Regions from separate parts of the Mus musculus genome. Here region 1 is linked to region 2. A link is a loop called in an ENCODE intact Hi-C map of the cell type or tissue named here. Cell type or tissue: left cerebral cortex. All regions are shown on one strand. Each heading gives the region's core, and the rest is flanking DNA. Links, peaks and the distances in the headings are about the cores only.

Region 1 (15,217 bases), core at 4,695-9,694, 350 kb after region 2:
AAAAGTGTCAATCACCATAAAACAATGCAACCAAGCACATGCAGTGTGCTACCACTGGGTTAAGAGTCTCAGCACATGGGTCTTTGTAAAGTTTTGAGGGGTAACCTGGACAACTTGGACAGTTGAGAAATGCTTTCTTAAGTAGCTGTGCAGATTCCACACAGCTGCTACAGGCATGCTCCTGGGCGTGATTACAGGTGCTACATAGAGGTTCGATGTGAGATGTGCTTTTTATCACTTCCTAAACAAACCCACCACCTAAAGTGCAAAACCATTCTTGTTCTAGAGTTCCAGAGCCAGAGTGAACCTATGGCTTATAGGATTTCTGTTCCCCTATAGCAACCAGCGAGCTCCAAGTACCTTTCACAGCCTCTTCCACAGGAAGTCCAACAAACGCTGCAAAATCATCTGCGATGATGGAGGTATAAGCTTGAGAGACCAGGGCAAAGGCGCGTCTCCTTGTTGCATCTATTGTGAAAGGGGAGGATTGGCAACAGGAAGGAAGTGAACAGGACTCTTAAACACAGCTCAGTCATCCAGGTTTTGTTTCCAGGCAAGCAGACCCTGCATGCCCAGAAGGTATGAGGGACCCCGATGACAGCACATATTTCTCACATCAGATTGTGTAGGGACAAAAGCTACAGACATAGAAACCAACACCTACAAGACTCCAGTCACAGGAAAGCAAACGTTCATGAATTTAAGGTATGAGCCTTTTAAATTTCCTTTGCTTTATTTCCCTTGCAAACACTAGAAGAAGGGAAATAAAAAGGGACACAGCCACTGTCCTCTCCGGAGGGTCTCCAATAAAGGACTCCCTCGGGGCAGGTGCACACACCTTACCCTAGCACCTGCTCCTAACTTCCAAGTGTGCATACTAAACACCAAGCCTGAAGGTCTGACTCTCAAGAGAAGGTGCTGCCAGCCCCCAGCACAAGAGTGCTCCCTGCAAACAGCCTTCTGCATTTCCCCGTGCTCATACACCCACATTAAGAAACTTCCTGAATGAGACAACTGCCCCATCCAACACAGCCAGTCTTCCTGGTCGGTGCCCTTTTGGTAATACAAGGGCTCCTCCAGAAGGCTGCCAACCGGATTAAGAAATATTCAGATTTTATAGTCCACAGTTGAGGGCTGAACACATTCCACTCTTGAGCTCTGGGCCCCACTGATTCATTGTCTGAAGCACGGCCCTTGAAGTATCCCTGTGAACATGGGCTTACTGACAGCACTGCTGAAACCAAATGGGGCATGCCCTCAGCCATAGGCTTTCTCACAGGTCTCAAACACTGCAGATACAATGGCTCTGTAAAGGTGCCTGCTACCAACCAAGCCTGGAGGCCTGAGTTTGTCCCCAGTGCCCATGTAAAGACGGAAGGAGAGAACCCTCCGACCCCTGCATGCACACCATGGTATGTGCAGTCACACACATGAACAACACGCTGACACTATGTTTCATTCCCTCATTTCCCACTGAGCCTGATGCCACCACTGTCCCTTGCTTGAGTTTACCAACCTCCAGCTGACCTTTAGAATGTCTCAGAGGTGCAGGGACTTCCCTATGACAGGTAGGCATTCAGTGGAAAAGCAAGGCAGCAGTGGCAGGAACACGCAGGCAGCACAGATCATGCACCAAACCTCACACCATCTAAAATCACTGTCTTACTCAAATATTTTGGTCAAATTTTTGGAGTAGAGAACAGACAGGACCCAAATGTGAATGGAGGAGAAGAGCAGCAGGTTGCAGAGAGGCAGGAGAGGTCTAACAGGCAGAAGCAGGCTGACAGTGGATGCTGACAGACAGTCTGCATTCTAGTGACAATCAGCAGCCACACCCTGGCTCCCCAACTTGCTCTAGCTGCCATCCCTCCACAGCCCTGTAATCAGTCCTGTTCTCCAGGCGCCAATCCCATCCCTCAGGCTCTGTGTGAGGAGTGGCTGCTGGAGCAAGTACTCCTCAGTGCTTTGCCAGCCCTTTCTGGCTTTCTGTAACAGCTCTCCCACACCAGGCTCTTCAGCCCAGATGTCTGATTTCCTAGTAGAACTGACTGGCCACATAGAACTCAAGTTGCTATCGTTTGAATACACTCTGCCCCAACAGGTGTGTGTCTTAACTCTTGGTCCCCAGCTCGTGGTGCTGTTTGGGGACGCTGTGGGACCTTCAAGAGTCAAGGCTGTGGTTGTTCTTAACTAGCAAGTTTATCATACACTGAGAAGCAAAACTTCAAACTCTGAACAATTTCAACCTGTTCTAAGACTGCCATTCCCAGGGTGGCATTTTACAGAGAAAAAGATGCATGTACCATTTAGGAATTGGAACCATTTCAGTCTCAAGAAAATCTTTATGCATAGAACAGAACAGTGTGTGAGGCAGGCAAGGCCAGCGTTTACACATGACCCTTCAATTTTGTCTTTTAACAAGCAAATGAAGGCCAGCAGGTGGATGCACCAGAATGAAAATTCAAGAGCCTGGCTCCAGAGACCAAGCTCCAGCAAGCTGGAAGCAGCTCTTAATTTCATAGGTGCAAGGTGGTACTAGAAAGAATAAAATACACATAAGAACACTTGCTAAATGAGTTAGGAGCTCCTACCCAAATCCTGCCAATGAGCTTGTAGTCCAACCTGGAGAAGGCAGCTTGCGTGTTCACCACATAGTTACCAGGCTGAAGCCAATCTGTCAATCCTACCTTCTGGTGACTCCCCCAGTGATGTTTCCTAGACAATCCTACTTCTGGTGACTTCCCTAGTGATGTTTCCTAGACTAGCTCTCAGGCTGCTCCAGGACATTCACATGGCCTCATTCCATACTCCCCCTTCCAACCCCACCTACCCTGAAATCCTGCTCATGTTTACTCACAGCAGCTGTCTCTGTTTTGTTGTGTACACTGTTGAATGCTGGTCCAGGTACTGCTGCTAAGAGCTGATTGGTGCAGCTCCCAGCAATCCTTACCCTCTGCTGCCTGGCACACCCATGTCCTTACCATGCTGAGAAGGACCAGCCCACTAACTTAAGGAATACCCACTAAAGGCAAGTGTTCACTACAGAAACGAGGTGACAGGAAGAACAACGTAAGAGCTCATTGTATGATGTGTGTGGTGGGCCCACAAAGAGTGTGTATGCATTCTGCTCTTACAGGACCAGAATCTGTTTCCTAGCTCCCATGCTGGGTGGCTCAGAAATGTCAGTGAGTCCACTCCTAGAGGATACAATGCTGCTTGCCTGGATTGGATCCCCTGAGCAATAAAAAGAACTCGAGTGACCCAGAAAGACCCAAAGCATGGCAACATGAGAAAGGAAGGCGGCAGGGGCAGAGCTATCATGTGTCAGGGCCACACCATGCCAGCCTCTAACCTTACACAACTGAGCCTCGAGGCTCCTTGACGGTTCCTTTTACAAGATGTATAGAGGGGACATAACAGTTATCAAAGACCAAGGTTGACAAAGTCCAAAGTCTAGTTGCTACTTTCAAATACACAGACAAAAAGTCTTGACCTGCAGATACCACGACCTTTCGATTATTGCCTGGTTTCATGTTAGCAGCAAAGAACACTTTCACAAGGCCACACGTGAAACACACCAGTAACCCAAAAAGGAAAGGGCAGTATGGACTACACAGCGAGACTCTGTCACAAACTTTCTGTTACCACAAAAGTAATAATGAAGAGGATAAAAGATACTGCCAATGAGCTAACTGCGACCTGGAATCCACAGCAACACCCTCTGCTCCTGGTCTATTCCCCAGAATGCCCAGTACTGAGACGAAGAATCACAATCAGCTTAGATCTAGCTCAAGTCTCAAAGGGAGTCCCAAATCAGAGCTGTCCAGTTTATCAGTACACGCTCCAAGGACAGCCTGAACGCAACATGACTTAACCACAAGGAAACACTACCTCTAAGGGCTTCCATGATTGGCTGCACAGTCTCTGACCACTGGTGGGCGTTGATGGTTGTATAGATCCCAGGGAAATCTCTTTGCCAGATTCGCTGTCCAACTGACCAAATTCCCCCAAGTTCAGAATTTGCCTGAAATAAAAATTGTTGTCTTTGAAAGCATTCACTGTAATTAATAATGATCATATCTTTAAAAATATCAGAAATGACAAAATTTGTTAGCTGTATCATTAAAATATACTCTATTCATTCATTTTAGGAGATGAAATTACTTTTCTGACAGGTGTATCCAGCGTGCAGGCCACAGGGCTAAGAACAGGTATAAACTGGGAACCCTTTTCTTCTAGGTAACTTGCATACCCAGTTCTAGACTATGAACTCTGCAGATGATAACACTGCTTTGCAATGTCCAGAGGTTGGCTCTGCCTGATTCTAAAATGCTGTGAGCAGTTATATTAACAATTTCTATAATTAATGTTTTTATTGCAACTACAAATGAAAGCATGAGAAAGTAAAATATACTTCAGAATGAAGACTTGGGATCAATTATTGTAGGCACTGCTGTTTAAATTTAAGACGCTAGCACTTCTCCATGGAAGAAAACTAGCAGAAAGCTGATTATCAAGGCCCTGTCAATTAGAGCCTACTTGCAGGGCTCCCACTCTTATCAGCTGAGCTGTTTCATTCTTATTGAGTGCAGCTCCCGTCTTACAAACAGAATGGAAAAGGAAGCAAGTGAAATAAATCTTACTTCCTTCTACCTGGCAAGACACTTTTCACAGGTTACTTCATTTATTTCATCTTCATCCCAAGTAAGACATCTAATTAAAACAGTGATCTTAATGCAGTGAATATCTGTGTAAACAATGCCAGTTTACAAATAGCTATCATTACAGCAAATCAAGTAGTCTGCTGAAATGCCTCAGCCCCTCAGCCCCCTCTGTACCGAACTGGCCAGTTCACATCAGCATGGCAGGCCTTGTGAAACCATCAGCACATGAACCATTCCATTAGAGAAACAGATGGTTTGGAACTTTAACCTTCACTTAACAACGGTTCCTGTGATATATATGGGAAAGAAAGAGGACTTGTAGGCTGTCATTTAAGTAAATGCCAGTATTCTAAAAGCAACAGGGGACACCGCAGGATTACTTACAGACTTTATAGCAGGTGGTATCCTCTTCCACAGATATCTTGCATTATTCCTGATTTACACAAAGATGAGTTACAAAATAGTCACCTCAGTCAATACATAAAATTACAGGCCGAAACACCAAAACAGGCCATGGCACAACTCAGTTTTATATGAATTTGTTGAGGAAAAGCAATTAAAAAAAAAAAAAAAAAAGGAGGACATGAAATAACCTTTTCCCAGGTTAATTAAAAAAATTTTTTTTAGGAGTTCTTTTTAAACTAACAATTCAGATCCTAAACCATAACAACACATTCAAACCACAGACTTACACACAACCACTCAGGTACAAACAATGTGTCCATTTCGAGGCTTTGGGTATCCCTCGCAATACAGGCATACACTGTGCTGTTATAATCTGGAGCCCTTCTCCTAGTGAGTCGTAAGACACACGATTATATGTATAATGAAGAAACTCAGTGTAGTTTCTGTAAAAATATCACAGTAGGTTTGGAACTGCACCAGGCCTCTATTCTCTAGCCCTCTCAAGCTCCTGCCTCCCACCCAGGAAGACTAATTCAAACATGTCTACCTCCCCTGGTTCTCCCAGTGTTCCTTCCCAGCCCCAGCTTTTTTGCTCCTACTGAGTACATATACAGTTGCTTTGGTTTTATTTGTTTGTTTGTTTAGATAGGGTTTCTCTGTGTAGCCCTGGCTGTACTGGAGCTGGACCTATAGACCAGACTGACCTCAAACTCAGAGATCTGCCTGCCTCTGGCTCCCAAGTGGGAGGATTAAAGGTGTGCGCCACCACCCAGTTTCTGAGTAAATATAAGTAAAAAGAAAAAAAAAACATGATTTTTTTTTTAAACTCCATTGGTTCTTGATGCTAATTTCTCACAAGAACTTACCATGTTTTTAGGTGTATGTAAGACATACACGACAAGAAAAATATCGAGCTTATTTATTCTTAATTATGACAAAAAGGGAAACAGATATAACAGGATTACAGTAAAAGACACCTATCTGCTGCATGTACTCCTGCATCATCTCAAGGAAGCTTTTCGTTTTAGGTAAAAGGTGCTACTTACATGTCGTTCTGGAGCAAGTACAAAGCTAGAAGCTGACCGTACACTGGCGGTGTGGCAATTCCTCCAGGAGCCTAGAGAGCGAAAAAAGAGGGGAAAGCCTCACTTCCTAATACACTTTCAGAAAAGAGAAAATGAAAACTTAAAAAGTAAGTTTTCCAGCACTACTATAGATGCAGAAAAATGCTTAGGGAAGTATCAAAGGTTAAAACCTGAGTTTAGATCTGTTGTGAGCTGTCATTTATCTGCAGTTGGATATCAGTTTCTTTCCATAGTCACAAATATGTAAGTGACATTACCTCGGAAGGTCAGGTCTCAAATTAAAAAAAAGGGGGGGGGGACTACTTCCAACAGGTTCTTAATGCACTATTTTTCTGGCCGTTATCTTAAAAGCTTAAGTAAGCTTAAGACAGAAGACTACCAAAAGGTAGTTATAGAGGCCTGTCTCTCTTCAATCTTTATTCATTCAGCAAGGTCTGCTAAAGGCTCATCCGCAAGCTGCTGCTGTCTCCTTTAGTCCGTGAGCCCCCGCCCTCCCTTTTTTTTTTCCTTTTTCTTTCTTTTTTATTTTTATTTTTTATTTTTGGGGTTTTCATAGTTCAAGCTGGCTTCGAATTCACCGGCAATCCTCTCGCCTCCGCCTGACGTGTGCCCACCGGAGTCCTGTGCCACTGCGCCCAGCCTATTTAGCGAACTTAACTTAACGTTACAAATGGAAGCAGCATCTCTTGATGAACCCGGAGTGTGCGCCCCGCAGGCCGCGGCCCGGCCCGTTACCCTGGAAACGGCGCCCACCCGACCGCCCCACCCTGCGGCGCTACCTCGAGTTCCTGGTTCTCGCACTGATCCAACAGCTTTCTGAAACTGAAGGCGTTGTCCGCCATCACCGCCACTGGCATCTTCCCGGCCGCTCTCGCCGCCACCACCTCTGCCAGACCAAAGCACAAGCTGGCCCTCGGGGCGTCGCGCCCGCGATGAGGTAAAGGAGCTGCCTCTCAGTACGCATGGGCGAGCGTGTCGTCACTTCCCGAGCGACGCCGTAGCGGAATACAAGGGCGGCGAGCGCTCTGCCCCAACGTCTCGGTGCTCTGGAGGACCCGCCCCAGGCTAGGACGAACCGGCTTTCTGAGTCAGAGCCCTGCGATCCGGAAGGGTTCGGCTGCGGCTCGGATTATCCGCACGGGGAAATGATAACGGGACTACATTTTTCCACAACCAAAGTTGCCGTGGGAGAACAGTAAAACCGTTGGACCTCCACGTGTTTCGAGAGCGCTGAACTGTACTTCTTCTAAGCTAAAGTGTTACATACAAGTCCAAGAAACTCCAAACCTGAAACTCTTCTTGGTTTGGGTTATGCACACACCCCTCTTCTAACAATTCACTTAGCAGCCTGACTCTCACCTACACCTACTATGCGCACGCGCACGCGCACACACACACACACACACACACACACACACACACACACCTTTTTCTGAAAAAAAAAAAAAAAAAATCACCTAGCAATTGTCAGCAAACCAGGACCCCTGTTCACAACCTGCATGGAACTGCATGCAGACAAACCCTCTCCAAGTAATGGGATAAGTTTCTTCGCTCTCTGCGGACCATCGAACAGATTCTATTCAGTAATAATCCAGTTAGGTGCATTATGAGGCCAGGAGGTCTGATCTAGCCTGAATTGGTTTTAGGTGCCTGCCCAGGAGGGTGAACCATGTCTTCTAAGTGAATTTGCTGAGAGAAACTCCTATTTACTGTCTTCTGCCTGTGCGTGCTTGTGAACGCTTTTGATTAAAATCAAATACATTTTAATAATAAAATTATTTAATAAAATTCAATAATTTTACATATTGAGACATGCACAATAGAAAAGGGAGGTAACATAACTAAATTGTTTTTTCTGTTTTTGTTTTGTTTTTGGTGTGTGTGTGTGTGTGTGTGTGTGTTTTGGTTTTTCGAGACAGGGTTTCTCTGTATGGCCCTGGCTGTCCTGGAACTCACCCTGTAGACCAGGCTGGCCTCTGCCTCCCAAGTGCTTGGATTAAAGGCTTGTGCCACCACTGTCCGGCAAAATTTTTCAATCAAAACAGAATGCAGTGCTCCTTAGCAATAAGACTCCTCTCAAAGCTCATAAAAACCCCAAACAGTAATTGGGGCTCTAGAGTATGCTGGCTCATGTGGCCAGCGGTCACTCTTGACAGCATATTTCTTTCTGATCTGTAGTATGGCTTTGCTTTTGCATAAAGTTTCCTTGCTACTTTGCAAACCTGGGTGCCTGAATTTCAGTTCTGGGCATGAGAGGTAAAAACACCCAGCCAGACCCTAGTCAGTGCTCAGACACAGCAAGCAATGGTCCGGACACCACACCTGCCCCCTGCTGTCTTCTCTGGCAGAACTGGAGACTGGAACACAGGCCTCGTGCATAGTTTTAGCACTGAGCTGTGCCCCCGGGTCTCCTTTTACTTACTGGTAGACAAGGTCTTACTAAGTAGCCCAGGCTGGCCTTGAACTTTTGGAAAAGCTCCAAACCTAACTCTCACTTCTCTCTCTGCCTGCCTCAGGCTCAGCAGACCAGCACAGTGTTATCACCTGTGTACCTGTGTACATCTCATGTGCGCGTGCACACATACACACATACACAGACACACACAGACACACCAGAGACACACACAGAGACACACAGACACACATACACACAGACACACACAGACACACACAGACACACACACACACACACACACACACACACACACAAGGTGAGTGAAGTCTTTCTAGCCTGGGCCAGTGGTGTGCCCGACCTTTCCTGGTCTCCTGATAAGCAAGTCCCCCTTCACTATTCCCTGCCCAACGTCTTTTCTTTGAAGCACACACCATACCTTTTTGTTCTTCTGCTCAAACGCATGTGAACAAAAGTTCCCATAAAGAAGCTATCCCTTACAGACTAATTGACTGACTGATTAACGTTTCAGGGGTTGGGAAGAGGTTGGGGGGTTGCAGGTTCATAGTATAATGGTACTTTATCCTGGCCTGTCTTCTGTTCCCTTGACAGCTAGCCCTTGCCCAGGTGTGTCTGACCTAATAGCCTTCTGACTGTTGAGCGAAACCATTTGAAATATCGTAACTCTATGGGCTCCTCCCTCCTTGGAACTGTGTACACATTGCTTACTCAATTATGCTGTGACTCACTTTCCTCCTGTGATATGGAGGCCTGCTGACCCTGTGCCATTTTTTCCCCCAGGAAGTTTTATGCTTGGAGTATGGAAGTCAACATTGGCATATAAAAGCAAGGAGCCTGGAAACCCCCTTCCCCACAAGGTTGACATACAGCAGAGTCCTGGCCAGCAGAATGTATGCACAGTCTGTGGTTAATGCACACTGAGCCTTTGACCTTTCTCCAGCTCTGCCCCACTTCATCTCTCAGAAGTGCATTTTTGCCTTACTGAACTCTCTCTTCTACTGTTCCTATCCACATGTCTCTGTCTATATCCTTGTTTAGGGACTTAAGAACCTAGAAATCTCTGGGAGTGCCCAGCAGACCCCATATTTGCCTATAACACTGGTGTACTGAATGCTATATGGAAAGGCAGTAGACATTCTTATGACAGATTTCCCTCAACTTGTGTGTGCTCTGTTTTCTTAATGTTCATCACTGGTAAAGCCCACATTTTAGATAAACATATTAAACAGTTGAAGACAGTAACAGCCAATGCTGATGATTTCAGTGTAATAGAGATTCCTGTTTAGAAACAATTATGTTTAAAGTTCTAGTTATAAAGATTAGGGGATGGAGAGATGGCTTGGCAGTAAAAGCACATGGTTCTCTTGAAAAGGACCTGAGTTTAGTTCCTACCACCCACTTCAGGAAGCTCGAAAAGCAATTGCCTATAACGCCAGCTCTGGAATCCATCACCTCCGAACTCCAAGAGTGCTGGTGCCCCTGCACACACACACACACACACACTCAATAATAATAAATAGTTTTAAATAAGATATAAAGATTTTTTAAAAGAGTTAAATATTTTCCAAGTCCTTAAGGAATTGCCATTACGTTGTAATTCTGATCTTTAAAAATCCACCAGAGAGTTCATGTGTTCGTTTAGGTCCCACCTGCGCACTCTTGGGGGCTGTTGGAAGCTTTAGGAGGTGGGAACTGGTGGTGGGATCTTGGAGTCACTGGGAGCATTTCTTTGAAGGGGATAGTGAGACAACAGCCCCTCCTCCCTTTCTCTGTTTCACTCCTGGCCATGAGGGGAGTTACATTGCTCCATCACAAGATACCATGAGCATATGCTTCCAGAGGCCAAAAAGACTATGCATCCAAATATGCCTTCTCTCATTATGAGATGCTTATCTCAGCTCTTTTATTATCACGATGGAAGTCACACTAACACACAGCATCAGCTAGGGGAGCACGTGGCTACCATAACCAGAGGGATGCGAAGAGATAAAGTAGCAGGGCTCTATCTACAGCTGCAAAGAAGAAGTGGGCTCTGATTACGTCATTTAGAGATCATGTACATAAAGCTGAGGACCAGGATTTAAAAGATCAGTATGTGGTGATGATCTCCCAGTCTGGTTGAGGCTATGAAAAAAGTGTGGGCCCCTGAGGATGCAGGTCTGGATGGTAGCCATGGCCCCCAAGTCTTCCAAGTACAGAGCCATCTCTACTTCCTCCAGCTCTTCTCACAGGGAGGTGTGGTCACTAGAAGGCTAAAAACCTTATCAGGGTAGCTGATTCAGAGCTCTGCACTTTTTACCACTTGATCTATTTCAAAAATCTGCTCCATTCTGCTCCATTCTGGAGTGATTGAAAATGCATGAGACCCTGGAAGAAGAGATCTTCCACAGGCTCCCATACCACGACAGATCTCTATTTGCTTCAGGACCAGAGTTACCTCATCTGTTCCTGATGCCATGTGCCAGGTGTGATCTCAAAGGAAGGCAGAAGGAACAGTCAGCGAGTGGCTGGCTCTCTGCCACAGCTCTTCTGTCCCCTCTGTCCTCAGATGACTCCATCCTGTCATGACAACAGGAAGCAGGGGATGCCTGGGCTGGGAGTCTGAGGACAATATGTGGAAAGAACCATTTATGGGAGTGTCAGCAGGATGCTGGACAACTGTAGGAGACACACCCCAGAACTAGTCAGAGTGTGACACCACGACCACTCTACACTGTTCAGGGGGTGGTCTGCTTCTGGGAGGGGAGCAGCAGGCACCTCTGGAACTGTCCTCAGATCATTACTAATGACAACTGGTTCTAAGGAGTCTCAGTCCAAGGAAATGATCTTAAAGGGATAGAGCCAAGAAGAAAAATCTATTGAAAAAAAAACTCCATTAAAACATGACAAGATGACTGGCATTGGAGCCATAAACTGTGTGTGTGTGTGTGTGTGTGTGTGTGAGAGAGAGAGAGAGAGAGAGAGAGAGAGAGAGAAGAATTAGGAGTCTTCTTTCCTATCACCTCTCAAACAAGTGGATCAGTATCTCCTCAGGAAGGTTGGATGCAATTCTAAACCTAATAGACAGCCTTTCAGGTAAATATGAGAGTTTGGAAGCTCCTTCCTCCCCCAGTTCTTTTTCACTAGACAAAGGAGAGAGGGGGAGGACCTTGAGGCTCCCCAGCATCCCTTCTTAGCTTGCTTGTGGGGCAACTGTGTCATCCAGCAGGAAAACTGAGGTGACTGGAGGCTGACACTCTAGCGCCAAGCCCTTGCAGATGGCACATAGACATTTGTTCCTGTCAGGGACCCCTCCTGTAGGAGCAGGGAGATGGAAAGCTGCCAGCAGATACTGAGTTTCCATGAAAACGAGTCCCATCGGGCAGGGAGGTCAGGCATCATTCAGAGCTGCTGCACAGGATACTGACAAAGGAAGGGGAAGGCCCAGTTACTGTTCTAATGCTGTGAAGAGGCACCATGGCAAAGCCAACTCTTAAGAGAAAGCATTGGATTGAGCTCCCTTACAGTTTTATAGGGTTAGTCCATGTCCGTGATGGTGGGAGGTTGACAGGTGCGGTGCTGGAGCAGTAGCTGGGAGCTTTACATCCTGACCTGCAGACAGCAGGCAGAGAGAGAGAGAAAGAGAGAGAGAGAGAGAGAGAGAGAGAGAGAGAGAGAGAGAGAGAGTCAGTCTTGACCTTGCTTGGACCTTTGAAACCTCAGAACCCACCCCCCGTGGCATGCCTTCTCCAGCAAGGTCAAAGCTCTAATCCTTCTCACATAGTTCCACTCAGTGCTGACTAAACACTCAAACATGCGAGCCTGTGGAGGCAGTTCTCACCCAAACCACCACAAGCAATAAGGACCGAAACAAGAAGGCCTGTGGCTGAAACTAAGCATTCAATATGGTAGAGAAAAATCAAGGAAAGGCAAGGGTGTGTCTTTTGAAAGTGCAACAAAATCGGTAAGTTGGCGGACTGAACTGTAAAAAAGAGAAAGAACCAACTAAATGGGTGAAGGACTTTGAAGCTGACCTGACTGAACAAACCATAGTTTAAAGGAACTGCTAAGAAACTGAATGCCAACAAATGAGGCAAGCAAGCCAGGACACAAAGCTTCAAACTAATACAGCTGGGAGAAACGCTGGAAAGCCAGTGAAACACTTGGATTTGTGAGAGAAAGCCCAGTGTGTGTGTGTGTGTGTGTGTGTGTGTGTGTGTGTGTGTGTGTGTGTGTGTGTGTGTGTGCACATGTGTGTGAGCATTGCTAGTTGATTCTTCCAAATGTATTGAGGATTCTGGAATTTTTGGTTTCTTTAAAAGCACAGAAATATAGGGTAGGGGGTGGGGGGAGGGTATGGGGGACTTTTGGGATAGCATTGTAAATGTAAATGAGGAAAATACCTAATTTAAAAAACCCACAGAAATATAATAAGGAAGTGTTTTCATTTTAATCCCAGGTGTGGGGATTTGGGGCGACTTCGCAGCAGCTGACTGTGACTTGCCTCACGCTCTAGCAGATGCCTGGTTTTTGCCAGCTGCAGATAGTTTCTGAAATTGTGTGTCATTTGGAATTCTGGGAACTTTTCAGGGAGTATATAAATAAATGTTAGCACTCCAATATGTGGTGTTGGTTGTTCTTCGTTGTTCAGCGGGGTTGGTTGTAGTTGCTAGTAGTCATGTTCAAAGAAGAAACGAAAGGAAAGAAATTAGATTCAGGGACTTCTTTCTCCCCCTCACCTCCCCCTTTCTCTCCTCTATTCTTCTCTTTCTTCTATCTAGTAATAGGAGGTGAAACTGGATGGGGGATAAAGGATAGGAAAGAGAATAACCCACAAAGTAGCAAAGACCTACTTCAACCAAATATCTAGAAAACAACTCAAATCCCTTCCCTCAGAACTTTCCTCAGAAACAGAAGCTCATGGGCCTTTCTGAGTCATTCAACAAGGCAAGAGCCACCCGGGCACCCACAGAGCCCCTCAGGCACCGCAGAGCCCCCTGGGCACCCACAGAGACAGTGCGCAGGCAGGCTGCAAATAGGTTTTTATGATTATAGATGTCAAATGAAGATATGCTCAGAAATATAAGTAAAATTGATTCAGCAGGGCTTTGTACCACACCTGAGATTTATGCAAAATAAATCAAACACCCAAAAACTGAATCATGCAATACACAGTATCAACTGAATAAAATATGCATTTACTCTTGTGGATGCAGAATAAATTACATATACACATGTGCATGTGTGTGTACAGAAATAGTAAAGATTACTGCAAAACTGGATTAAATAAACAATTGAAGAAGATGGTAGATAAAAATCCAGCTTCTCTTCATAATTAAGCACTCAGTGGACTACGGACAAAAGGCTGACATCCTCAAGTTCATAGACAGAGCCCATGGAGACAACACAGTTGTAATTGTGAAGGCTAACAACTTTCTTTGATCATCAGTAAAATCAGTGCCAGCCGTTTGTTTTTATTGTACACTGTAGTAGTGGTTCTAGAAAGAGCCACCAGCCACAAATAAATATGTACATGAGTTAAATGCATAAACAAATAGCATTGTCTTAGTTTAGGTCTTATTGCCGTGAAGAGATGCCATGACCACGGCAACTCTTATGAAAGGAAGCATGTAATTGGGGCTGGCTTACAGTTCAGAGGTATAGTCCATTATTGTCATGGCGGGAAACATGGTGGCATGCAGGCAGACATGATGCTAGAGAAGAGAAGCTGGGGAGAATTCTATATCTTGATCCAAAGGCAGCAGAACACATTTGGCATAGCTTGAGTACCCCAACATGCCACACCCACTCCAGTGGAGTCTGTGTGACAAGTTCAAAAGCTTGGCCACAGTCCTGAGGCAAAAAGTTTCATGGAAACTGGTCTCCTGGAGGCCTTGGAATCCCGTAACAGATGTGTTTTAGATTTGTCCCTGTGATAGTCTGTGGAGGGTCTTGTGTGCTTTCCTTCAGTATTGTTTTATTATAGATGCCCCCAAGGAATGATTTGACTTATTCAGACAAAATGCCTACAGTGTTGAAAGAGAGATAGAAAAAGAAATCAGGCATTGCAGCTTACTGGATAAGAGTAGAAATCTCAGGGCAAGTTCTACAAAGTAAACTTAGAATTCTCATTACAGTCAGATATGGCAGACTACATTACATATTAGAAGAAAATTGGTGAGTTCCTCTGATAAATGGAGGTTCCCTATGGATACTTAAAATGATAGCCGAGTCACTCACATATGCAGGAATTTACAATGGTCTAGGAAGGAGGTGGATTGTGGTTTAAGGAGGAACTACAGTATTGCATTATTCATGAAAAGATTAGCAAGAGCGGAACCCCCTGGTACAAGTTTTCACAAGGCTCAGAGGAATAGCATAGTTAGGCGCTTACCAAGGGACCCCTGGTGGTGGGTTATACAATAAACTAGAATTGTGACTAGCATGAAAAATCCTCACCTGGCTCCTAGAATAGCTGACTTTAGATAGAACCACTTTTATCTCAGCTGTAACCACTGCCTGGTTCCTGCCAGTCTTTATACATGCACTTCTCTGTTTTGTGTCATTATGCATCAGACCTTGTACCTTGTACCTTGGCTGATGTATCACCTAATTTCCTTGTTTTCTTCTGTAAGTCTGATGCTTGCTTTGAGAAATTACATTCAGATCCA
Region 2 (15,217 bases), core at 5,993-10,992:
GACCTCTGTTGGGTGCTTGGAATAAATAGGAAGTTTGTAAGCAGTGAGAAACAGGGCAGTGAATTAGGACAAAAAGCTCGTATGATGCTGGCGGAGGCCATTGCAGAGAGGGTTCAGAGCTTCTTGTCACACAGTTTCGTGTGTATATGTATGTGGTGTGTGTGTGTGTGTGTGTGTTGTATGCATATGTGTGTGTATATGTATGTGGTGTGTGTGTGTGTGTGTGTGGTATATGTGATGTGTGTGTGTGTGTTGTATGCATATGTGTGTGTATATGTATGTGGTGTGTGTGTATGTGTTGTATATGTGATGTGTGTGTGTGTTGTATGCATATGTGTGTGTATATGTGTGTGGTGTGTGTGTATGTGGTATATGTGATGTGTGTGTGTGTTGTATGCATATGTGTGTGTATATGTATGTGGTGTGTGTGTTTGTGTGGTATGTGTGATGTGTGTGTGTGTATGTGTATGTGTGTTGTATGCATATGTGTGTGTATATGTATGTGGTGTGTGTGTTTGTGTGGTATGTGTGATGTGTGTGTGTTGTATGCATATGTGTGTGTATATGTATGTGGTGTGTGTGTATGTGTGGTATGTGTGATGTGTGTGTGTTAGACTCACTGAGGTGGTTTGACCACAGGTTTCCCACCCACTTCTATCTTCTGTGGTTGTTTGCAGGCCATGGCGCAGGCTGCTGGGCTGCCACAGGCCAGCACTGCTTCTGGCCAGCCCTACGTGAGCAAGCTGGTTCTGCTTGGAAGCAGTTCTGTGGGCAAGACCAGCCTGGCCCTCCGGTACATGAAGCAGGACTTCAGCAATGTCTTGCCGACTGTGGGGTGTAAGTGAGGAGAGCCCTGGTAGGGGCAGATGGGAATGTGGTCTTCCTCAGGACGGCCCTTGCTCTGCAACCCAAGGCTGGATATGCCAGATTGCAGGGCGGGGCTAGGTGTCCATCAAGGGCAGGCAGGTACACTGTCTGGAAATGCACATAAACAACCTTTGCTACGGGTCAGGGAACAGGCTAGGGGTCAGCTTTCAGCCCAGTTGGCATTTGTGAGTGTGTAGATCCAGGGGTAGGGTCTCTGTTCCTAGAAGGCTTCAGTATGGGGGACTGGCAGTGAGGTTGGGGTATGCTATAAGGGAAGAAAGAGAAAACAACTGTCTGTGTGCTTGCTTATGTATGCATATATGTAAGTATATATACATTTATCTTTGTATGTCTGTGGTATTTGAGACAAGGGCTCACTATGTAGCTCAGGCTAGCCTGGAACCCTCCATCCTCACGGCTCTGCTTCCCCTGTGCAGTGATGATGAACATGTGCTACTACACATGATATGTTTTAATTTAGAGCAAGGACAGATTAGAAAGCAACCCCTACCCCATGCCCGTCATTATTGTTATACCCGTTAAGGATTTCTCCCTAAAAGGATGCTCCTCCTGCTTCCAGGCATCTCGCCCTTGCTTCCCCCCCCCCCCCTTCCAATCTTAGAAGTGACAGGAAGCTTTGTCCTCAGTGGACTTGAGACTTGGGTCTCTCCTCTCATGCTCCATCTTATTATGTGTCCATCCACCCCCCTCCTCCCCCAAACTCACTGCCTCAGGGATTGCCAGTTTGTGCAGACCGGTCTGGTGAGGTAAAAGCTCCCTTCTCTCCAGGAAGGCTCTGCTCTGTGTTGTATAAACATCTCAGCCGTGGCTAATGGGTCATTGCCTGTGTGTGCCCTGCCCTTGTACCTCTGCTGGGATTTGAGAACTCCCAGCCAACATGTTTAAAGGGAGAGCAAGATTGTATGCAGAGAAAGCGTATCTGGGCTTTATGCCCAGGATTCACTCCTCCCCCTTGCCCTCCCTCCCAGCTCCCTCCCACTCTGTATGTGCTTAGGATGTGTGCATGGGTGCATGCTTACATAGAGGGCACAGGTGGATGCCTGGTGTCCTGCTCTATTCCTCTCTACCACATCCTCTTGAGAAAGGGTCTCTGTCACTGAACCTAGAGCTAGGCCAGCAGTATGTGGTCCTCCTATCTCCCCTCAGCCTGTACCTTCACAAAGGTGGTGGACTTGGGCTCCTCATCTCTGAGGGTTGAGATCTGGGAATCAAACTCTGGTCCTCTGGAGCAGCAGTGGTTGCTGTTAACCACTTAGCCATCTCCCCAGCCCCGCAGCTTGCCTTCTTAGACAGCCCAGACCCTCCTGCCTAGGGATAGTGGTCTCACAGTGAGCCGGGTTCTTCTCTGTCAATCATTAATCCAGACAATCCCTTGCAGACAGGACCACAGGGCGAGCTGAGACTCTTTAAAAACAACTCTAGGCTGTGTCCAGTTGACAGTTGAGGCTAATCAGGACATCAGTTAAGGCCAGAGCCCGGACTGAGGTGGTAAGCCCATAGCCAAGGATCACCACAGGTGGCTGGAGTCCCTGGAGGTTGGAGAGAGGTGGGGGTGGGTTCTCTCAGATCTCTGAGCAGGAACAGGCCTTGCCTACAGCTTGATCCGGGGCTTCTGGTTTCCAGAACTGAAAGAATGGATTTAAGGCACTCAGCAGCTGGTGTAGCACTGCTCTGTCCTTGAGCTGTGAGTTTCATTTCATGCATGGAGGTCTGTTTGCCAGAGTCTCCCCAATTGGTTCCAAACCTACCCTGAGTCTGTGCAGGGAAGTGGCTCTGGGTGAAGCCTCTGGTCTCTGCTGACCCTTCACGTGCTGGGCTCCCTGACTCTCCCTGGCTTCTAGTACCCTACTAGCTCACACACTTGAAATAGAGGTTGTTGGTACCATAACTACTTTTAAATCACATCAGGGCCAGAGAGCTAAATCACCAGTTAAGAAGAACACATACCACTCTTCCAGAAGACCCGAGTTCTTGTTCCCCGCACCCACATTGGACAGCTCATAACCATCTGTAACTCTGGCTCCAGGGAATGCAATGTTCTCTTCTTGTCTCCATAGGCACTGCACGAATGTGCCCAAACTCACCCTGCACCTACACACACACACACATAACTAAAAGTAAAAATTCAATATTGGGAAGCAAAGTTCAAGGAAAAATATCTTCAGAGAAAAGGTGGATTGCGCGTTACAGGAGGGTGCAGGGTCAGTCTCTGTGATTTGGCTAAGGGGGTGCCTGAATGAGGAAGGGAACACCTGGAGGCAGCGTCGAATGCTCAGGGGAAGGTGGGGGCCCTGCAGGTGCTTCTGCAGCGGACACATGCAGAATTAAGTAACTCGTGAGAGATTTCTAGGTGCTGAAGTGAGGAACAGTATCAGAGGAGTTGAACAGGGGAAGGAGCTGAGGCGGGTAGCTTCCAGTGACTGAGGGTGGCTTCAGAGTGGGACGGGTGGCTAAGTGGCCAGTGCGCCAGAGGGACTGAGGCACAAGAATTCTCGAGTTCAGTGGCATTAGTGGACAGTGTGGAGACACTGCTGATTACTCATTTCTGGAGGTCCATCCCATGTCATTCTTAACTCAGAGTCTTATTCTTCACCCCAAGAGTTTAGCGTCACCCTAAGGAGAAACCTCTAAGGGGCACAAAGCGGTTTGCCAGCTATGCTTTGCTTCATAGAGAAGCTCCAGCCTCTGGAACAGGCATTTACTCAGCCTCTGCGAGCACGGGCTTAGCTGCCTCTCAGGGAGCTGCTAAGCATAGGTCAGGATGACGCACTAGGAGCCACAGATGAGCAGCGTACCCTGAGCAAACCCTCCCTTGGTCCCCTTATTGCAGGTGCCTTCTTCACAAAGGTGCTGGACTTGGGCTCCTCATCTCTGAAGCTTGAGATCTGGGACACAGCCGGCCAGGAGAAGTACCAAAGCGTCTGCCACCTCTACTTCAGGGGTGCCAATGCTGCGCTCCTGGTTTATGACATCACTCGGAAGGTAGGGTCACTTCCCACCCCCTTCCCTAGGCAACTGCACGTTTACTGCTTTCTATAGGGGTCCACGTCAAGGAAACAGGACTGGATCCATGGTTTATAGTAACGACTACATCAACCAAAGGGGCCAGTGAGCCCATGCTGCTAGCTTCATTCAGAGAGTCCTCTTGGCAACCCCTGACACCCAAAGCTGGGCTCTGTTTCTCTGCAATCTCCTGGTGCACTCCTTACCCCCACAGCACCACCATCAATGGTTCTAGTGTGCTGCTGACATAGCAAGGGACTGTTTCAGAGCCAGCCCACCTCCCCAGACCAACCAGTGTGTCTCACCAGGGGTTGCAGAACACAGAGCATGCATGGGATTGATATGGAAGGACTGGACTCGCATGCCCGAGTGTGTCCAACCTGGCCCAGGACAGGGTGAGCTTGCTGTTCACAGGAAATAGGGAAGTGGGGAGTAGTCATATTGGCTAGGAGGCAGGAAGGTGTAGTAGGTACAAGAGGCTTGGGGGAGGGTCCTGGATAAAAGATTGCAGTGGATCCAAAATGTATGTGTTGGTCATAGGTCCAGGAGTGTGGAGAGATGGGACCCCATATCAGCCTTGATGCCAGGGGTCAGGAGACAGGTGCCAAAGGACACAGGGTCAAGCCCCTCACCTGACCTATGAGGGGCTACAGTTAGGAACTGGGTTTGGGGAGATAACAGTTCTCTCAAACTCTCCTTCACAAAATGGTGTCCAAAGTGGAGCTCTTGACTCCAAATTCCCTGTGACATCCATGCCCTTGGCTTTCTGGTGTGCTGCCTGGCTGCACAGCTCTCCCTTAGCAGGGCCAGCCCATCCTGGATGCCCTCTCAGGGGATCAGAGCAGCCCTTTGGCATTGCATTCTGGAACAAGGTCTTGATGTGGCTATGCAACCACAAGGGAGCTTTGCTCTTCTGGTTCAGCAAGGAGAACTCCAGCACGGTTTCCATTCTGTCTCTTTAGGATTCCTTTCACAAGGCCCAGCAGTGGCTGGAAGACCTGGAGAAGGAATTCCAGCCAGGAGAGGTGGTGGTGATGCTGGTCGGCAACAAAACGGATCTGGGCGAGGAGCGGGAAGTGACCTTCCAGGTGCCGCATGGTGGCGGGCAGCAGGAGGGAGTTCTTGATTCTGTGGACTCAAGTACTTTTTGAGGCCTGGAAACACACACACACACACACACACACACACACACACACACACACATACTCTCTCTCTCTCTCTCTCTCTCTCTTTCTCTTTCTCTCTCTCTCTCTCTCTCTCTCTCTCACACACACACACACACACACACAACACACACAGCATATACCTCTGTGCCTCAGGCACTCACATACTCATCCATATACTTGCACTTACATGTATACCCATGATCTCTCTACCTCATACTTCATAAACACACATGCTCATGCACATGCCCAGAGTCGTTCTTCATGGATATATATTCATGAGCACACACATGTGCCTCCAAAGTCACCACATGCAAACCCACATGCAGATGCACTTGTGTGTATAGAAATGCACAAAGATTCCATCTTAGTTCCTCTTCTAGTTGGAGATTCATATAGAAGGTGTATGTACACATATGTACAGAGGGTGTGTGTATATCAGGTGGTCTGTGTGAAGAATATGTGCACATAGATGTCTTTTTCTATTGTTTTGAGGCAGGGACGTATGTGTCCAAGGCTGACCTTGAACTCATAATCCTTCTGCCCCAGCTTCTTGAGTGCTGGGATTACAGGTGCATTTCCATTTCTTGTGAGTCAACCACAGTCGTTGGACTTAGTGAGTCTTTGGAGGGGCTCTCATTAAACACACTGACTTTTTCCTTCAGGAAGGAAAAGAGTTTGCAGAGAGCAAAAGCTTGCTGTTCATGGAAACCTCCGCCAAGCTGAACTACCAGGTGTCTGAGATCTTCAACACTGTTGGTGAGTTACAGCCCCTCCACAGGAGTGTGAGAGCTCGCTGCTATGCCTCCACCCTTGGGTTGACTTCTGGTGTCCTTGGGGCAGGGAGGGGTATGAGGAAGACTAATAGGGAATGTTTGGTTAGGGTTCTGGGTGGTGCTCTCCAGTACACCTCCCTGTTTTCCACAGCTCAGGAGCTTCTGCAGAGAGCAGGAGACACGGGGAGCAGCCGCCCACAGGAAGGTGAGGCTGTGGCTCTGAACCAGGAACCTCCCATCAGGCAGCGCCAGTGCTGTGCACGATAGCCGCTGCCACTGCAGGAGAGCTGGCGGAGGACACATCTCAGCCTGTGCTTCAGAGGGTCCCCAGCCCAAGCTACTACGTCTTTGTGGCAAATCTGCCGGGGCTGCCTCTTTGTCCATTCATGTTCTGTGTCGGAGATGGCTTATGCTTGAGCCCTGGAGGCTTCCAGGCGTTGGTTTTCTCTGTAATCACTGCTTGCCAAAGCTGATGAGAACTGTCTCAGGGAAGATCCAGTGTCAAATGGCTCCCAGAAGACTGTCAGCCCTACCTTACCTGATACCCAGATACTTGGATGCCCTGAGCCAAGTGTGCCTGCTCCTCCTGGGCTGTCCCTTTCAGCTTCCTTGTGACCAGCACAGAGAGCTAAATGAAGCAGAGAAGCAGCATGGACTGGGAAAAGCCTTTGATCCGTGGGATGGGAGGACAGATGCTTCCTCCTGGGGCAGCATCCATAACTGGACCACTTTCGTTCTGGGAACTGTCAGGGGGAGAGAAGGGGCATCAATGCAAGGAAAAATGCAGAGATGAGCCCAAGAGAAAAACGAGCCCAAGGTGCTAAGTCTCAGTGAGGTGACGCAGGAGAGACAGAGTCTGAAAGGGTGGCTGGGATGGAAGTGTCCCCCTTCCAGCGGTGGATGGACAGAGCCAGGTTTCTACCTAGTGATCTGAGGACTCTAAAACCCCTGTCCCGAGATGAACACCGTGTTGTCTCATGTCCTTCTCTCCAAATATTAAACGTCTTGACAATCCGAACACTTCATGAGGTTATATTTGGACCCATGGCCCGACGGGTCACACCTGTTCAGTTTTTCTGCACACGTTCTAGATGGGTTTGTGGGTGTTAAACATGGTGAGGGTTCATGGGGGTGAGTGTAACGAGGGTGGGCACAGGCATTGGTCTGGGGTGGACTGTGAGTTCTTCTGATGGTGATTGTGTGAGTTCTTATCCTTGTAGAGAAACTCAGGTCCTTGAGCAGGGAAGAAAGCCCCAGAAAACATCTTCCTGTTAAGTTTCTCTCTTGACACTTGCTGGGGCAAGGTGTGGCCATTTAGGGAGCAAAGCTCTCTCTCTCTCTCTCTCTCTCTCTCTCTCTCTCTCTCTCTCTCTGTGTGTGTTTTAATCCTTGCTAATCCTTGCTTCTGGGAGTGTGATTAGCTGTTGAGTCTGAACAATGAGACATTGTTGTTGGGTGTGGTGATGTAGGCCTCGAATCCCGACACTTGTGAAGCTGATGCAGGAGAATGGCGAGCTTATTCTGGGCTGCACAGTGAGAAAACAAACAAACAAACAAACAAGCAAACAACAAAACCAACAGAGTCAAACAAGCCCTAGAGAACATCACAGAGTGGAACATTGTTATCTCACCAAGGAAGATGGCTTCACCGTGCCCACTGTGAAGCTCAAATGGATAAAAGTGAACGTGTCCCCAGGCTGGCCAGGAGCTTGTCTGTGCCTGGGCTGTGACTCCTGCTCCCATTGGCTTTGCTTGGACAGGACCACACCAGTGCTTTCTCCCTTCAAGTTTCACATGGGGCTCAGGCCAGGGATTGGAGGGAACTTTCTGGCCCCGCTGCACTTCTAGAGGGATGCAGCTTCATTCCGTTCTGGGGCCTGGAAACGATTGTGAGTTTCTAGGCACTGATGTAGTCCTGACATGACCTGAAGGAAACCCTGTGACCACTGGACAAATGTGAGCCAGACACTGTTCACGTCAGGATCAGTGAGCAGATGACAAGGGCCGTGTGGGAGGTTTTCACTCCCTCTTCCCTGGTGGGTTTCTTAGTGAGGCCTGTTGATGCTGGGCAACTGCTTTGCTGACAGCTAGGGAAGATACATTGTTGCCACCTGGTGACTCGCTCACATGTGAAACAGGGGAAGTGAATATTCAGCATCCCGGGCTGTCCTCATCATCCCTAAGGGCTGGGAATCATTAGGCAGGTAGGCAAGCCTACCCTAGAGGGGGAAGAGAGGCCGGGTTACATATGGCCACTAGGTGGCGATCTAGTATCACTTAAGACAAATCCTTCTGTTGGGTCCTGGGTACCTAGACACTCCGGTGCATCTCTTCAGGGCAAAATCACTGCTTTGAGGAAGCAGGGATACAGCAGGAAGATTTGTAGGTGACTGCCTGTCTGGTTACCAATCTCTCCTTTCTCTTGACTGATTAGTAATGCTCCCTTTGACACACCTCAGCAGAAAGCCCAAGACTGGATGGATCTGGAACCACCCAGCTTCACCAGGCTTGTGAAAGTCAGTGGTGCCCAGGGATGGAGAGATCTCTTACAGTTGAGAGGCAGGGCCCTGAACTCAAGGTCAAGGTCAACATGTCAAAGTGGGACCCAGGACTCCATCAGAGGACCCAGGACTTTTGGACAGCAGAGTATAATGTCCAGCTAAGGCCCAGGTCCTTTTCTGTGACAGGAAGTGCAAGAGCAGTGTCAGGCTCACCACTAGGTGGGATAATCAGCAAGGATCATTTTAAAGAACAGGCCACTGGGTGCTTCAGAAGGTTGATGTTATGATGTAAGATCAGGGGCTGAGAAAAATACACACACACACACACACACACACACACGTACATATGCACATATGAGCACATGCACACACGTGTGTGCACACACACACATGCACATGCATGCACACACACGTACACATGCACACATGCAGAGAGAGAGGGGGAGAAGAGGGGGAGGGAGAGGGGAGGGGGAGGAGAGGGGGAGAGAGAGGGGAGAGAGGGAGAGAGAGAGAATAGACTTTTCCAGGCTTACACTTTGTGTTATTCTTGGGAGAAAGGTTTGAACTCTTTGAGGCAATGTCTTGGTGTCTGCAGCTTGTCATCAAATGTAGGTTGGCAAGGATGGGAAGTAGGAAGCAGGCAGACAGGATGGCTGATGAGTCCATGTAGGTTGAGATAGTCCTTACAATGTCTTGTGAACTTTTCTGTATGTTTTAAAACCGTTCCCAGACTGTGGAAAAGATGAGTACGCCTCCATTCATCTTTCCAGACGAGGAGCTGGTTCTTTCTGGATAAGAGCTGTGGGAGGATGTCCTCCAAGCATGGCAGCCATTACCACTGCTGTCAGAGCAGCAGCTATTGCCTGCAGGAAACCATCAACAAGAGCCAGCCTGTGTTCCTGCCCGGGAGGAGGGATGGGTAAGGTCATGAGACCTTCATCTGAGATCCCAGCCAATCCCCACTTATGCCTTTCACCGCAGCCACATGTCACCACCCCAGGAAAAAGTGGCGTTGGAAGGTGATGAAGTATACAGGGAGTAGAAAGAACTGGAGGGGAGTTGGCCTGTGACAACAGTCATAGCGGCCTGTGACAACAGTCATAGCGGCCTGTGACAACAGTCATAGCGGCCTGTGACAACAGTCACAGCAGCCTGAGGGTAACCTGAGGGGAACAGCATAGACAGCAGCCAGCCAGATGACCCCCAGCTGAGAATCATCTTGATCTGAGGGTAAGATGGCACCTACTGAGCTGAGAAGAGGCCAGTTCAGGCTTCTGTGCTGGTGGGTGAGGCTGCTGGCAGCCATTGGCACTCCTCTGTGCAGGTGAATTTCAGCTGCCCCGGCTTCCCACGGCGTCTCCCTCAGCTCCTGTCTGACTTTCCCCCCTTTTCTGGGAGCACCAGCTGTGTTATGTGCCAGTCACTTTGTGTTTGACAAAGGGCATAGGACACCCCAAGTGACTTTAAAGGAGGCCTATAGGATCAAAAAGAATGGGGTCAAGTCTCTGGGATTCTCCTCTGAGCAGGAAGTAGGTTAACATACCCATGTGTGTTGGTAGCTGCAGGATTCTGCAAGGGACAAGGAATGGGGTGTGTTCAGGGTGATGAGGGGCACCACATTGTCACTGAACTGGTGGAGCCACGTAATACATTTGCCCAAACAGCAGACACAATGCCGAACATGCACCTATGGATAGCATAGGTCCTGTGCGATGACACTTGGTGGCTTCATAGGCTGTAATGAATGTTCTCTGTTCTGGGTGCTAGGAACAACACTTTGATAGCATCTAATTTTTGCAGCAAACCCCTAAACATCTCTAAATGTTAATCTTAAAAATGCTGCCGGGCGTGGTGGCGCATGCCTTTAATCCCAGCACTTGGGAAGCAGAGGCAGGCGGATTTCTGAGTTCAAGGCCAGCCTGGTCTACAAAGTGAGTTCCAGGACAGCCAGGGCTTTACAGAGAAACCCTGTCTCGAAAAACCAAAAAAACAAAAAAAAAACAAAAAAACAAAAACAAAACAAAACAAAACAAAAAAACAAAAAAACAAAAACAAAAACAAAAAAAAAAAACAAACCAAAAAATGCCAAGAGAAGGACGTGAGCCATGCCAGGGGCGTTGTGTGGCTTTTCTCTGGGACCAAGTATCTTACATAGTGTAGTGTGTGGTTACCCTGGCTTTATGCAGTATGCAAGCTGAGCATGTGTTCAGGGTACCTTGTGTAGGTGGAAGCTTGTGGGAACAAGTGACCAAGAAAAGGGCACCCCATTTCTGGGCAGTGATGTGGTTTTGGGGAACAGGAATTTATAGGAACACTGAATCAACATTCCCTTCCCCCACTGCAGGGTCTTAAGGGACCAGGACAACCTCTGTGGGGCCTGGTAATGAGCGATCTCAGTTGTTCTATTGGGGGCAGGTGGGAGCCTCTTCTTTCCAAAGAGGTTACTGGGTTCTGAGCTTCTTTCATGGTTACCCTCCCCAGAGAGAAAGCACCTTCCGGTTTGTTACCACATAGTTACAAGTGTACAATAAACAAAGCCAGCACTTTTATTAGATCAGAGGGAAAACCGGAAAGGGAGGGTGGAGGAGGCTCTGCGGGGGGACAGGGAGGGTGGGCTTGGGCTCAGCATCACTGTCTTCATGAGCTGTGAGAGAACTTGGCACTTCCATCCAGTGGGAAGCAGCTTAGCCGGCACCGCAGGCCAGGTCCGGTGACATCCCTCAGGGCTGCCCTCCTCCTCCCGAAGCGGCCCACAGGCCTGATCCCACGACCCGTGTACCAGGCAGGATTGATGTCAGGGGCTGGAAAGGAAAGAGTCAGAGCAGCGTATGGGACACGGGAGCCCCTAAGCTGATGGAAACCTGGGCACCAGGCCATGTTGGCACCCACCCTGATTACACTGGCTGGGCATATCTGGGCAGTGGTGTGGCTTTAGGGAATTTATTTAGACATATGCCAGGATCAGTATTCTCTTCCTGTCTGACTGTCATCCTCCAAAGTCTTAAGGGACCCCACAAAGATGGGTTAGGGGAATGATGAGGACAGGAAACAGGACCATTCTGGGGAGATCTTAACAGGACCAATCTCCCAACTGACTGCATGGTAAGGTAGCTTTTGCTTAGATCCCAGAGGCTCTCAACCTGTGGGTTGTGTCCCTTTTGTTTGGGGGGAAGGGCGCATATCAGACATCCTGCATTTCAGATATTAACATTATGATCCATAACAGTAGCAAAACTTACAACTATGAAAACAGCATCACAATAATTTTCTGGCTGGGGGTCACCACAACATAAGGATCTGTATTAAAAGTTCTGTATTAGGAAGGTTGGAAACCACTGGCTTAGGAGATGGCTAACCTCCCATTCAGGGGCTGGGTACTCAAGGCATTTGGGAAGCATATGGATGGGAGGTGACAGTGGCTGTCCTCCATATGCCAGGCACTCACTGCGGGTCTCCATGGAGTGCTGGTGGGCTCGGCTGGAAGCTCCTGGGAGGACTAAGCCTAGCAGCAGCAAGCACAGAAGCCAGGTCCTCGGTGCCATGCTTCCGGCTTCCTGGATGATGCCCTGGAGATTGGATCCTGAAGCCTGGGGGTAGAGATGCAGAGTACGTTGTATGCACAAAGCCAGGAGGGACCCTAGGTTGTTTGTACAGATGTACGTGTGTGTGTGGTGCGTGTCCGTGCCTATGAGGTGTGCAAATGCATATGTTTAGTGCACATAGCTACAATTATCAGGGGAGAGGTGTGAGCTGTGCACAGGTGGCTGTCTTGGGACATCCTTGGGTCTGTCTGTCCATCTGTGTCAAGAGCTGGGAGGTAGACACCCAGGCCTTGGTGGGAAGCAGATTTATGGGCAGCCTTGTGGTCAGCAGAGGTGGAGAACAATTTGCCCAACCTCAGAGGTAGCTAGGAGTTGGAACATATTGGAACCTCAGTGCCCAGGCTTTCCTCACACTTTGTCTGGGATCTCCTGACACTGAGAGCCAGGCAGGCAATGGAGGACACTTAGCATCCCACATCCCCAGAGAGCTCACACCTCACAGCCTCTACAATAACCCAGGACTTTAGACTCAGTTTGCTGAGACTCCAGAATGGGCCTCTCCTCACAGAGTCCCCCTGAATGACATGGGAAGGCTGCCGCCACTGTGTATGGGAACTGGTACCCTGCTGATGGAGTGTTCTGACCTACCACATAGCATCCACCTGTGATACTTCCTGCAGGGGACCCTTTTCTTCCTACCCCTGACATTTCAGGTCCTATTAGAAGATGCTCAAGGAAGACCCCCCCCCAGCTGACTTTGACGCTCCAGCTTCTCCTTGTCCACACAGCGCTGTCCATCAGAGCTCTTTAAATGCCCACCCTCTCCTCCTCCTCCTCCTGGGATGTCCCACACAGTGAAGGGGAACCCTAACTAGAGGAATGGAGGAGCCACCATGAATCATTGTAAAGACTGCACCCACTCAGGCTGGGTGATGGGGACTGAGAATGCTAACTGATCCTGAGTTCTGAGCCTTTCTGGAGGGTGCCTTCTGGGCTTTGCTTGAGGTGTCCCACTGAGGGCCACCTTCACCTGCCCTCCATCATGGACAGCCCTTGAGTGTCAGAGACCCCAGAATGGTGTGTGGTCCTAGACCACAGACCACAGGTAGTTCTCTCTGCTTGTCCTGCTTGGTGCCCGCACTTGGCTGCCCAGTAAGCCTGGCAGAGAAAACACTTGTGGAGAAGCTGGAAGTCACAGCAACACCCAGCCCTCTCCAGCACTGCCAAGTTACTCACCCTCTCTCTGTCCCTTGAGTGTGGCGATAAGGCTGCCTGGGCGTGAGGTGAGGTCTGCCTGCCTGCTTATCTTTTATAGGCCAACAAGGAGGCAAAGGACGCCCCCAGACCCCTCCTTGAGATGGCGTCTTTGCTTATAGCCTGCAGTTTCCACTACGTCTCTTCTCTCATCATCTCATCAAGACACTCCGTCTTTTTTTTCCTTTCCTTTCTTTTTTTACCTTCTTAAAAAAAAAAAAAACCCAAACCTCTCATCACTGACGTGGTTTGTTCCTTCCTGAATTATATAATTTCATTTGGGCCAAGTGGCTTTAAAACACATTAACACCCCCCCTGCCCCCTCTTCACGCTCTCCTTTGGGCAGACTCCACAGTGACGTGTCCACCCGTCCTCTCAATGTGAACTAGAATATGGCCTCTTCTGAATACTTGTCCCACCTGAGCCATGACTTCCTGGAATTGTGGCCAGGAAGTCCCTTGAACCCAGGTGGGTACCTCCTACTCTGGTTGTCCCCTCAGCTTGCTTATCCACATGCACGGTCTCTAGACACATTTTCTCTGGTTCATCCTGAGTCTATGGCTGAGAACACACCAAGTTTATTGATACAATACAATCAGAAGCCTGGCATTGTGGTACATGACTGTAACCCCAGCTCTCTGGGAAGTGAAGCAGGAGGATGGCTATGAGTTCAAAACCAGGCTGCCTCAATAAAGCAAAACAATAAAAAAATGAAAACGAAACAGAGTGTTACTTTTATTGTAAGGTAGGTTTAAAGGCAGAACATGGCAGCGCCGGTTTATAACCCCAGTGCTAAGGTAGAGAGAGCAGAGGTGTGGAAGACCCCTGATGCTCACTGGCCAGTCAGCTTAGCCAAATTGACAACCTCCAAGATCAGTGTCTCAAAAACAGGAAATGGAGACATGACTGAGGAAGACACCACATTAATCTCTGGTCTCTATGCACAAGTGCACAGCGTCCCCTCATAGATGTGTACACACCTCACCCCATACACGCAGGCAAAAAAATCTTTTAAAAAAGGAAGTCTATTATGCTGGAAAGGTAATTTACATGTAATGAGAAAGAATTAGTGCACACAAAAATAGATAGAAGAGCTCAGATCACCTGGAAAGGTCAGTGTTTGCCTTTCGGGGTGTGCCTTCTGGGAAGACTCCTGAGCCCGCTTAGAGGTGCTGAGCCTCATTCTTTCACCAGCATATATTCTGGAAGTGTTGAAGTATCTGCAGGTCTGTGCTGGTGAAAGGACTGTTCAACGTTCTGCCATTTAACTCACCCCGTCATCACCACGACAATAGGTACAGGTTATATGAAATATCATTGAGGTGCAATAGAACATTCTTGAAGGAGCTGTGCACGAGAAGAGACCAGGCAGGTGTCTCCCCAGGATCACCATTTCCTGCCCACCACCAGACTTGTAGAAAAGCTTTAGGCTGCCCCGTCATCCTTTGGACACGTGGTCAGCGTAGCATCTGGGTTCTCAAGGAATGGCTGCCTCTTCCTTGGAAGAGGGCTCTGGCCAGTGGGCTCCTTGGGAGGTGGGTATGGTAAGGAACTCTAGAACAAGGTGGAGGAGGAGGAAGAGGAGGAGGAGGAGGAGGAGGAGGAGGAGGAGAAGGAGGAGGAGGAGGAGGAAGAGGAGGAGGAGGAGGAAGAGGAGGAGGAGGAGGAGGAGGAAGAGGAGGAGGAGGAGGAAGAGGAGGAGGAAGAGGAGGAGGAAGAGGAGGAGGAGGAGGAGGAGGAGGAGGAAGAGGAGGAGGAGGAGGAGGAGGAAGAGGAGGAGGAAGAGGAGGAGGAAGAGGAGGAGGAAGAGGAGGAGGAGGAGGAGGAGGAGGAGGAAGAGGAGGAGGAAGAGGAGGAGGAGGAAGAGGAGGAGGAGGAAGAGGAGGAGGAAGAGGAGGAGGAAGAGGAGGAGGAGGAGGAAGAGGAGGAGGAAGAGGAGGAGGAGGAGGAGGAGGAGGAAGAAGAGGAGGAGGAGGAGGTGCTTTCCTGGGACCAATGGGGCTTGGGTGGAGGGTATTAAAGAGCATTGTTCAGATGAACTTGCTGCAGCGTTTCTGTTTCCCACCACCTCCCGGAGTCTGTGTTGTTGA

What was found. Peaks named below come from ENCODE experiments on the same cell type or tissue, not always from the same donor. Only the 100,000 strongest peaks of a DNase experiment are listed, where the experiment ranks them.
Region 1: it touches region 2 in a loop (4-fold over the local background); 3 of 42 quality-filtered maps call a loop at or near these places.

What each region holds. Positions count from the first base shown.
Region 1 is chr1:90,595,344-90,610,560 of GRCm38, reverse strand. It overlaps Cops8 (COP9 signalosome subunit 8), which reads right to left and starts at 7,136. Exons shown (of 8, transcript NM_133805.3): 1 at 6,934-7,136; 2 at 6,116-6,186; 3 at 5,049-5,097; 4 at 3,892-4,024; 5 at 361-468. The coding sequence starts at 7,011. In left cerebral cortex, for the core only: no CTCF peak of the experiment used is centred there; a DNase peak (open chromatin) is centred at 7,143; H3K4me3 peaks cover 1,807 bases; H3K27ac peaks cover 903 bases.
Region 2 is chr1:90,949,764-90,964,980 of GRCm38, reverse strand. It overlaps Prlh (prolactin releasing hormone), which reads right to left and starts at 11,873. Exons shown (of 2, transcript NM_001101647.1): 1 at 11,777-11,873; 2 at 10,969-11,132. The coding sequence starts at 11,873. The coding sequence ends at 10,969. Rab17 (RAB17, member RAS oncogene family) reads left to right here. Exons shown (of 6, transcript NM_008998.4): 2 at 678-837; 3 at 3,719-3,870; 4 at 4,854-4,979; 5 at 5,720-5,813; 6 at 5,982-6,848. The coding sequence starts at 681. The coding sequence ends at 6,097. It overlaps Mlph (melanophilin), which reads right to left. Exons shown (of 16, transcript NM_053015.3): 16 at 13,839-15,217. In left cerebral cortex, for the core only: a CTCF peak has its summit at 8,078 (motif pointing right); a DNase peak (open chromatin) is centred at 8,091.